Regions from separate parts of the Homo sapiens genome. Here regions 1 and 3 are each linked to region 2. Evidence: chromatin contacts called from ENCODE Hi-C or POLR2A ChIA-PET data. All regions are on one chromosome and are shown on one strand. The core of a region is the stretch at or near the end of the contact, and the rest is flanking DNA. Distances in the headings are between cores, read along the strand shown.

Region 1 (3,246 bases), core at 337-2,836, 260 kb before region 2:
AGGAAAAACCAACATCAATTCTATGAGGTGGGAGGCAGGAGGATGCCTGGGGGTTGCTTTTAATCTGTGTTTCTGAAGGTCTCAAGATCTGGGAAGTCTGGGGTATCTTCTAAGATGACACAGATATATTTCTTTTCTTGCTCTGCTCCAGTGAAGCATTCTTGCTCTAAATTTCAGCAGGGCTTGAGACCTGGGGGTGACCCATGACTCTCCCTCCCTCCATTTCCTGCAGGATATGATATTCTCACATTTCTTCTCATGTCCTTGCATACCTGCAGCTCATTTGATTTCCTTGTAGACACTGGCTCCTGACCTCCTCATTCCTCTTACATTGAAACTTATGCCCCCGCCTGGAATGGCAACCCGGGGGGGAAAGGGTTTGTTCACTCCTGACTTTCCGTCCCCTAGAACAGTGCCTGCCTCACAGTCAACACTTGGTAAATATTCATTGAATTCATTAACACAGGAGATGCAAGCATCTAATTATTTCATTAGGACTTCCAGTAAGGTCTTGCCTGAGCTAGGAGCCCACGCCCTCAATGCTGTATCCCCCTTCCTGACAGTTTTCTTTGCTGTTCTGCACTGACACCCTTGCCTGGAGGTAGACACTCATAAACACTGTGGAATGATTGACAGCATGGATATTGTTTTATTCTACATTACGTCTGTTTTTATCCTAAATTACTTTTATTCCTTCTTCATAGTATAGATAGGACATTCTATTGATTTTTTTTAAATTGTGTGTGCAGGAAGGTAAAATTATCTGTAAATTTCATTTCCACATAGTGAAGGAAGCATGGAAATCTTTTGTTCTCTAAAGGGGCTGCCATATCTGAGAGGCATAAGAATGATAGGCTGGACAGAATGATTTTCATTAATGGACTATTTCAATAGGCCCTAGGGGTCACCTTGAGCATTCCTGAAGCCACAAGAGAACTACCTGGATAGTTGACCACCAGGGGAAGTGTTGGGGACATTGGGAAACTCAAGGAAGACTGCTGATGACGTCAATGAGACACATCCCAGACAATGGCAGGGCTTCCTTTCTGGGCATGTCCAGTGCACACGGGCTGGAATCATGAGAGGGGACTTTCAGCTCCAGTGCTTTTAGAACCTGTTCAACGATTCGGAGTGGGGGTTTGAAGTGAGTTTCTCACTTCATGCCACATTTGATCTTCAGTGCACAAAGAAAGTACAAAGCCAGAGAGGTGAGCCAAGAGGCAAAGGCCCTTTACTCTGGGAGCTAAGTCTTGTTGGGTTTAAGCATGGATCAGTCTTCTCAGTGCTAATGATGAGATCGGGAAGTGTATTGATATTGCAGGTGTTTTAAGCATGAAGATGAAACAGACGTTTCTTTTTATCTATTCATCAGTGACTAGAAAAGTCTCTCGGCTCGGGAGATTTTGTTGTTTTATTCTATTTTTTTTTTCCACACTGACTTCTTGTGTAAAGAAACTCATGGCAGCACCTAATCTTCAGAAATAAGTGACTGGCAGCTCAGTGTTGAGAAATTATACTAAGGACGGGCACTGTGGGACTATCACTGGCCCTGTCTGGGCCATTTGGCAGTCAGTCAAGGCTGGAATAGTGAGTCACCCTCGGGGTTAGAGATAAGGAAGCTAGGCTCAGGGAAGAATGGAGTTGCCTGGGACCAACCTTCTGGTAAGAGACAGCCCCGGGCTGGGACACAAGCTTCCTGACTGCTGTTATCTTCTTCGCGGAGTTGATAGAAGGCAGGAGCTGGATTGTGTGAGTGTTCTCTCCAGAGAGACAGAACCAACAGGGAGTGTGTGTGTGTGTGTGTGTGTGTGTGTGTGTGTGTGTGTGTGTAGAGAGAGACTTTAAGAAATTGGCTTTCACAATTGTGGAGGCTCGATAAGTCCAAAATCTGATGGGATAGGCCAGCAGGCTGGAGACTCCGTGAAAAGTTGCAGTTCAAGTCCAAGGTCAGCCGGCTGGAAGAATTCCTTCTTGCTCCGAAGGTTGGTCTTTGTTTTATTCAGGCCTTCAACTGATTGGATGAGGGCCACTCACATTATAGGTGGCAATCTGCTTTACTCAAAGTCCACCAATTTTAATGTTAATCTCATAAAAAAAAATACCCACCTTCACAGAAACATCCAGAATGATTGACCAAATATTTGGGCACCATAGCCCAGCCATGTTGACACATAAAATCAATCCTCACACACACCTTAATTTTAAAATGTGTTTTAAATAATAGTAAATGCAATAGATATTCAGTATAGAAATTTTAAAATTGCAAACAAATATAAAAAAGAAAACTTTCCACTTCACCAGGGTGCATTGGGATATTGCCTTAAGAATTAATTCTAGGCATACTTACACTATAATATTTTCATACCTCGGAATGGTGTCATTTCACAGTAGTGTTTTGCAGCTTACTTTTTTCACTTAGCAAGACTCTATGAATTTTTCCCCAGGTTAACAGATGTCATTCCACATCCTGATTTTTAATGTTGGCACAGCATCTGTCTGATGCCAGCTGTAGTGAATGGCTTTGCTCCCTGCTCGACATCCTTCCTCCTTTTTCTGCTAACAGCATCAGATTTTCTTTTAGGGATCTCCCCTGCCCCAACTCCCAGGCCATGTGGTTCAGGTGGGGCTAAATCCTACCTCCTGAGCCCTCTTTGGCCTAGGACCAAAGTCCTCAATATTGAGAAAGAGGGCCGGGCACAGTGGCTCACACCTGTACTCCCAGCACTTTGGGAGGCTGAGGCGGGTCGATCACCTGAGGTCAGGAGTTTGAGACCAGTCTGGCCAAAGTGGTGAAACCCCATCTCTACTAAAAACACAAAAATCAGCCTGGCGTGGTGGCGCCTGCCTATAATCCCAGCTACTCAGGAGGCTGAGGCACAAGTATCACTTGAACCTGAGAGGCAGAGGTTGTGATGAGCCAAGATCACGCCACTGCACTCCAGCCTGGGAGACAGAGTGAGATTATCTCAAAAAAAAAAAAATTGAGAAAGAGGGTTCTTTTTTCCAGGTTGTTAGGCTGGTTCACTATAGGTCTGGAACTGCTGGAGGCCATTTTTGTCAATACGTGGACTTGGTCCTAAAGATGAAGCCAGAATGGAGGAAAGCAAATAAGAGAACTGGAGAGAAACAGATTCCTGATTACATATTATAGTTTGAACACCTGGATCCAGCCATGCCTGAAGCTATTCTCCTACACTTTTCCATTATGGGAGATAAGTTCTCCCTTTCTTTGCTTAAGCCAGTAGA
Region 2 (3,581 bases), core at 626-3,125:
AGAGAACTGAGTTGATGCATATCAAATACTTGTGCTTAGCACATAGAAATTGCTCAACTCAACAAATGTTAGTTTAGAGGAGGCCCTTAATAAATCTAAGTTCCCTTTTCCCCTCTCGCTTTCCTAAAGCTTCACCTAAGCCAACAGCTGGACAGAGGCGGAAGCTTGCCAAGAGAGTCAGAAGAATCTGGACTCCACACCGCCTGCTGCAGGGCCTGCTGGCCTCACAGGGAGAGGGAGGAAGGGGGGTCCACCCTGGCCAGGTGCACTCTGGTGAGAGCAGCCCACAGAGGCCTTGTGGTCTCCCAACTTCCTCAGTCCTTAGGATGCTAACAGGGCTGTAGCAGAGCGAGTCCTCAAAACCAAGGGGCTTCCCCACCACTCTGAATCCACCAGCAATCTCTGCCTCTGCACGGCACCCAGGGCAGGGTGGTCCTTCCCCGCTTTTCTATTCCAGACCGTCCATGAACTGCCTCCATTTCCTCCACCCACCCCCAACATAGCCTCCTTCATGGAGCATATACACATGTGCAAGTGCATATGTTCAGACCCACACACACACACACTCACACTCATACACACTCACACAAACACATCCATACACACATGCACTCACACTTACACACACACTCCCACACATACACACCCACACATGCACTCACACTCATACACACACTCCCACACAAACACATCCATACACACGCACTCACACTCATGCACACTCTCCCACACATACCCACACACACACAAATATACTCTCACACATACCCCTGCATACACACACATCATACATACACACCACATATACACACACACTCCCACACATACCCCTCACATACACAAACCAATACACACCCACACATACACTCTCACACACACCCCACATAAACACACACCCACACATACATTCTCACACACACTCCCACACATACCCCCCACACCTATACATATACACCAACAGAAACACACACATACATACATGCACATACATGCACACTCACACACACACTCTTTTCCAGCTTTGTGTTTCTGCTTCTGCCTTTTCAGTTTCTTTGATTTCCCACATATGGATTTCCTGCCCTGCCTTCTGAGGGTGTTGGGCAGGTGAGAAGCCCTAAGATCATGTTCAGAGCTGAAAACATAATCACCAGATTGGAATACTGGAGATGAGATGGTAGAGAATGGCTAGTTTTAGCTTTTCTCATTAACACGGGGTGGGAGCAGATGACCTTTTCCTTTTAGCTGACAGCTAGTCTGCTGGCCATGGGCACACCCTCCTCCGCAAAGCCTCTTGTGATCTCCAGTCTGACTGGACACGGCTTCTTGCTGCGCCCGTGATCCTAAGCATGGGGTGTGGGTGGTAGGGAAAAGCCTGGAGCAGGGCTGCTTGGTTGAAATCTTGGCTCTGCAAGTTATTTGGTTTTGCTGTGCCTTCATTTCCCCATTTGCAGAGTGGGGTCAGTATTTGCCCTGATTCTTAGGGTTGTTAAGAATATTCGATGAGGAGAGCCACATCAAGTGCTTGGAATGCCTGTCTACTGATCATTACTGTTACCAGCGCGATCATGGTTTTGATCATGGAAGCTCTTAGCCCACTGCACTGTGATCGGTCTAGGAAGTCCTGTCGCTTCCCCCACAGGTTTCGCAGCAAACGGGCCAGGACAGTTATCTCAGGCAGCCTAGAGAACGCCTACAGTGTGAGCAAAGCCACTGTTTAAAGTGAGGTGATACTTTATTCACCAAAGATTCCTTTACTTACAGAAAGTCCCCCTTGAACTTATGATTTGAATTTTAGACATTTTACCCAATCTCTATCTTTCTCTCTCTTTTTCTCTCTCTCTCTGTCTCTCTCTCCTCCCCGCCCCCAGCCCTCTTCTTGCATAATGTGAGAAGAGGCTTTCAACAGCCAAATGGAAACCCCCTTTGTCACCTTGTAGGCGTGTGGCATTGGGACACTGAAGTTAGCAAATCGGCCAGTGACTCATCAGTTTCCTCTCCATAACTGGGGTGTGGTTGGGGGATGGGGCAAAACTGGCACTTGGCAGGAGGCCTTGGCACAGTTCCCAGGCAGCATTCCTTCTGACCCGTCAGTGACCATGTCCTACCCATTAAGGAATATTGTAATGATCAGCCCTGGAGGAAGGAGCATTAAGATTTCTGCTCTGACTTCAGATGTTTTGATACAATTTGGGTAGCTCGAGTTCTCCATCCCTGACAATGAAAATGCCCAGGAATGTCAGGGAAGCGCGTTTTCTGGAAACCTACCTCCCTGAGACCTGTCTGGCCTGCACAGGGGGGTGGACCGTGTGGGAGAGAGGGGATTGTCCCTCTCTCCCCAAGGTCAGCTCTGGCTTGCGGAGTAATGGCTCGTGTGAGTGATGTGTGTGCAGGACTCCATTAGGGGCCCGGCTGTCCAGCTGTCTTGTGGCAAGTGTCTTTGCAGAGAGGGGCGAAAGGAGCAGATAGCTCCAGAAATGGAGAATAAAGAGACCATTGCTTTCTGCTTTCTGGCAAATTCTGCCAAAATACTGCAGAGAATGAAAAACTTTGAAGGAAAACCCCTTTATCAGCTATCCCATGCCTTGTGGCCATTGATTCCACGAGCAGGTGTTTCTGAGAGCTGGAAGCTGGCCTGGCCCTGGCCTCTTTCAGGAATAGAACATGTGAGGATGGTTGGCTTCACCACCTCCAAAGGGACCTCGGGAGGAGTAACCTCCCAATGGGGCAAGATTACTCACCATGACGGGCAGCTCAGTGCATGGCAACAAGCGTATGCTCTGCTGGGCAGCCTTCTTGGCTGGAAAACTGGCTCGTGATTCTGACTGTGACTCTCCCTCCTACACTTTCCAAGCCAAGAGCCTCCCCCAGATTTCACATGCCTCCCGCATGGCACCTCTGTTCTCCTGCTGCCACCACTCAGACACCCAGGCGTGAGGATTACTCTGAAACCCTGATGCTTGGCCATACCTGCCCCACCATTTCTGAGGCTGCCATAATGAATCACCACAGACCAGGTGGCTTAAAACAACAGAAATGTATTCTTTCCCAGTTCTGGAGGCCAGAAGTCCAAAATCAAGGTGTCAGCAAAGCTGTACTCCCTCTGGAGACTCTAAGGGAAGATTTATTATTTGCCTCTCCCAGTTGCCAAACTCCTTGGCTTGGGGCCCCATCTCTCTGCTCCATGTACACGTTGCTGCCCCCTCTTCTGTCTTCTTTTTTGTCTCTTATAAAGACACGTCATTAATATTTAGGGCCTACCCACACACTCCAGGATAATCTCAAGATCCTTAGCTTAATCACATCTGCAAAGACCGTTTATCCAGAGAAGGTCACATTCCCAGATTCTGGGAATTTGGATGTGGACCTATCTTTTGGGGAGGTACCATTCAGCCTACTGTACCTGTTAATGGAATGGTTTGTTACATGGATTAACACTGACTTGAGGCTTTCTAGGGTGAGCCTAGAGCATTTTCTCAAAAATACACATGTGGTGACACCTATTTTTAGCTATTTGACTTGGACAAGTAACTTACCCTCTTTGGGCCTCAGTTTCTTCACCTGTAAAATGGGAATGATAATAG
Region 3 (3,376 bases), core at 618-3,117, 460 kb before region 2:
AGAGCGAGACTCCATCTCCAAAAAAAAAAAAAAAAAAAGCCTTTGGTTCAGTTTTATTTGTTTTCTGTGTTTAAGCAAATAAACACCCAGTGTTTTCCAAGAGCATTTTGACTCTGGGCTGCTCTCCAGAGAAGCAGGATATAAGCTTGTCCACAAACCCAAATGAAAACAAAGGGCCCACACAATTGCCACGCATCTGGTGACCAGACAAGTTCACTAAATCTCAGCTGGGGTGGAAGTTCCTTGAGACCAGGGAATTTGAGTCACCTTGTAACCCTAAACAAAGCCAGGCATAAGTTGGATGCTTACCATATGTTAGTTAATTGAAAGAAGGAAAAACAGAGCACTGCACTGATAGAGAACAGTGACTGTGCACCTGATGTGCCGCAATGTGGTTTGGTGTTAAAAAAAATCACTCTCATTCATTACTAGTAGGAGTTCAAATGGGAACCACAGTTCCAAAAAAGCAATTTTGGCAACGTGTAATGACAGCCTTAAAACTATAAACACAAAGATGTTCCCTGCAGCCTTATTCATAATTTTTAAAAATAAAAAACAAACTAAACATCTAATAATAGGCTATGTAATCGTCCAGTAGCTCTAGTGGATGGACTATTACATTATTATAATTATTCAAATTAATATTTTCCCGCTTCTTCCCTGCTTTCCTTCAAGAGGTGGGGGAGGCCACCTGGCCCAAGCTGAAGGCCAAGATACAAGAAAAAAATGCAAAGGTTCTATTTTGGCAGCGTTTACATGGGCAGGGTGTCGTGGGGAGGCTGGCGGAGGGAGTGGGAGCAGGTGACAGAGAATATAGGGTAAGTTAGAAGGCTCTCAGTGCTGGTAAAAATAAAATAGAGTAAAGTAAAGGGTGGGGGTAGAGTTGAGGGGGGCGTGATCAGATTTCTGTTCAAATAGGATGGTCTTTTTGCTGTGAACTTAAGACTGCTCTAAGGCCAGGCGCAGTGGCTGACGCCTGTAATCCCAGCACTTTGGGAGGCCGAGGCGGGCGGATCACAAGGTCAGGAGATCGAGACCATCCTGCCTAACACGGTGAAACCCCGTCTCTACTAAAAATACAAAAAATTAGCTGGGCATGGTGGCACACGCCTGTAGTCCCAGCTACTCGGGAGGCTGAGGCAGGAGAATCGCTTGAACTTGGGAGGCAGAGGTTGCAGTGGGCTGAGATCGCGCCACTGCACTCCAGCCTGGGTGACAGAGTGAGACTCCGTCTCAAAAAAAAAAAAAAAAAAAGACTGCTCTAAAAAATAAAGTGTATTAAAAAGAAACTACGATGTTCAGTGTATGCTTCATCTACGGTCAAAGAGGCAAAGACTGAAGTGACAGTGGAAGCCAGGTGGTTATCTGGGAGGCTTACAAGACTATGTGATAGTATGGAAAATACTAGTATTAAGTGAAATGCTGGATGCAAAACTATGCATAGAGGGGAAAAACTGGAAAGAAATAGTAAACACAGCAAAAGTAGTTTGTGTGAAGGATAAATTTTTTAAAATTATTTTTTGTAGAAACAGGGTTTCTCTACATTGCCCAGGATGGTCTCAAACTCCTGGGCTCAAGCGATCAATCCTCCCACCTCGGCCTCCCAAAGTGCACAGGTGTAAGCCACCGCGCCCAGCCGAAGGATAAGGATTTTGGGTGGTGCGCTCTTTTCTCCTTTCCATTTCTGCATTTTCCAATTTACCTTTAGCGACCGTTCTTTCCTGTTAAAAAAAAAAAATTCACGACCTTGAAGAAGATACACGGGCTATGACTTCGCTGTTGTCACCGAGCGCCCCGCCCACCGCGTTCTCCGACCCGCGGCCGGCAGGGGGCTCGCGGCCTCCGCCAGGCGTCCTTCGGCTCCGTCAGTTCCCACAGGGCCTTGTGCGACATGGGCTGCGCCGAGGGCAAGGCAGTGGCGGCGGCCGCCCCAACGGAGCTGCAGACGAAAGGCAAGAACGGCGATGGCCGCCGTAGGTCAGGTACGACCGAGGGCGAAGGCCTGGTCCCCAGGTCGACGGGCCGAAGCGGGCCTTCCGGCCGGGGTTGGGGATAAAGTGCCCCGGAGCCCTGGCCTTGAAGCCCCTCACTGGAGTCAGTGACTGACCGCGCGCCACGCTGGAGACCCCAGAAACGCTCCCCCAGGTCACCCCGGGAGACGGAGGCCGGCGGCCGGCCGAGGGCTGCCCCGCCCGCTGGCTGTGAGAGAGGTGGGAGGTGGAAGGAGGAGCGGGCCCGCCGCGAGGACCTGCCCGGAAACCTGTCGGAAACCGAACCGAGATCTCGGCAGCGACCCGCCTGATTTCGCTCAGGGCCCGTTAGGGCGTCCTCTTCCTACAAGCACCGTGTTTCCAATGAAAGGTTACGGGGGAAGCGACCAAACCGACAGCCGAGTCCGGGGGTGCCCCTTCACCTCTCCAGAAGCCCCCGGCCCACTCCCAGCATCCTCCTCCATCGAGAATCTTGTCCGACACGCCTTCCCGGCCCCCTTTCTCCATCCCCTTGAATTTTGGGCACATTTCTCCCACCATCATCCCGCTTTATCCTTTCACTTGTTCTTCCAGAAGAGAAAGCTCCCAGTCTCTTCTCCATTGTCCGGATAATGCCAATAATGGCTAGTGGTTACTAAGCACTGACATGAGAGGGGCCTTTGGAAGCACTAGACATGGGTAATAATCTTGGTTCATGTTTCCAGCCATACTGAGAGATTTATCATAAACCCCATTATACAGATGAAGAAACTGAGAAGCAAAGAGGTTATAAAACTTACCCAAAGCACACAACTAGTAAGTGGAAGAGCTGGGATACCAGTTGAGGCCATCTGACTCAAAAGCCCTGGTCATAGTCATATGGCCGCCTCCACCTTTTTTATAGGCTTGAGAAAGTGAGGCTCCAAAAAGTGCCTTGCCCAATGGCTAGAATTATTAAATGCTGTAGGATCTGCCTCTTTCAAAGGCTTACAGTTTAGTTACAAGGCAGCATATGGTGAAGGGCTAAAAGGAGTGGTAAAAACAGCCAAGTGGGGATGGCAGCTCCCATAGATGAGGTAGGATTTGGTAGAGGTGTCTGAAGGGAGAACATTCTTGTTAGGGGAAGCAGCCGGTGAGACCATGCTAGAGATAGGGAGGCCTGTATATCCTGCTGGAGTTAAGGACTTGGATTAGGGGAAGGGAAGAATAAAGGAACAGGGTAGGAGCAAGGTCAGGCAAGGTCCAGGTCAGGCAGCTAATTTGTGGCCATTAGTACAATGAAGGAGTTTGAGCAGGTGCATCCCAAATTGACGTTTCATGTGCCATCCTCAGGATCTTCTTGATATCTATGTCCTTCCATTTATTTACTGTTTTTCTTTAGCTACATTCTTTTTGTGTGTGGTTAA

The links. Hi-C counts contacts between places; a loop is a spot of excess contacts on that map. ChIA-PET counts read pairs that join two places held with the same protein, here RNA polymerase II (POLR2A). Pooled maps may share reads with other maps.
Region 1: a map of cardiac septum shows a loop between it and region 2 (3-fold over the local background). The contact joins two enhancer-like sites. A Hi-C loop is called at or near these places in 1 of 168 maps with a recorded cell type or tissue (cardiac septum) and 5 of 50 pooled maps. POLR2A ChIA-PET finds 5 or more read pairs at or near these places in 3 of 52 experiments (B cell, Panc1 and activated CD4-positive, alpha-beta T cell).
Region 3: a pooled map shows a loop between it and region 2 (4-fold over the local background). The contact joins the promoter of TXNRD1 here to the enhancer-like site in region 2. A Hi-C loop is called at or near these places in 1 of 168 maps with a recorded cell type or tissue (mammary epithelial cell), 3 of 37 single-sample maps with no recorded cell type and 12 of 50 pooled maps. POLR2A ChIA-PET finds 5 or more read pairs at or near these places in 1 of 52 experiments (activated CD4-positive, alpha-beta memory T cell).

The regions. Positions count from the first base shown.
Region 1 is chr12:104,407,150-104,410,395 of GRCh38, forward strand. No RefSeq gene overlaps it. Among named protein-coding and RNA genes, the nearest start is that of CHST11, 48 kb to the right of the region's middle. Within about 2 kb of position 1,587, at least 13 of the 41 ENCODE cell types and tissues checked have a DNase peak (open chromatin) inside an H3K27ac peak, as active enhancers do.
Region 2 is chr12:104,669,921-104,673,501 of GRCh38, forward strand. The region is part of intron 2 of CHST11 (carbohydrate sulfotransferase 11); the gene reads left to right. Among named protein-coding and RNA genes, the nearest start is that of MIR3922, 80 kb to the left of the region's middle. RefSeq lists an enhancer at 1,491-2,095. Within about 2 kb of position 1,876, at least 31 of the 41 ENCODE cell types and tissues checked have a DNase peak (open chromatin) inside an H3K27ac peak, as active enhancers do; they include mammary epithelial cell, where a contact is called at or near this core.
Region 3 is chr12:104,213,912-104,217,287 of GRCh38, forward strand. It overlaps TXNRD1 (thioredoxin reductase 1), which reads left to right and starts at 1,868. Exons shown (of 17, transcript NM_001093771.3): 1 at 1,868-1,982. The coding sequence starts at 1,892. RefSeq lists enhancers at 1,644-2,260, 2,261-2,876 and a silencer at 1,731-1,820.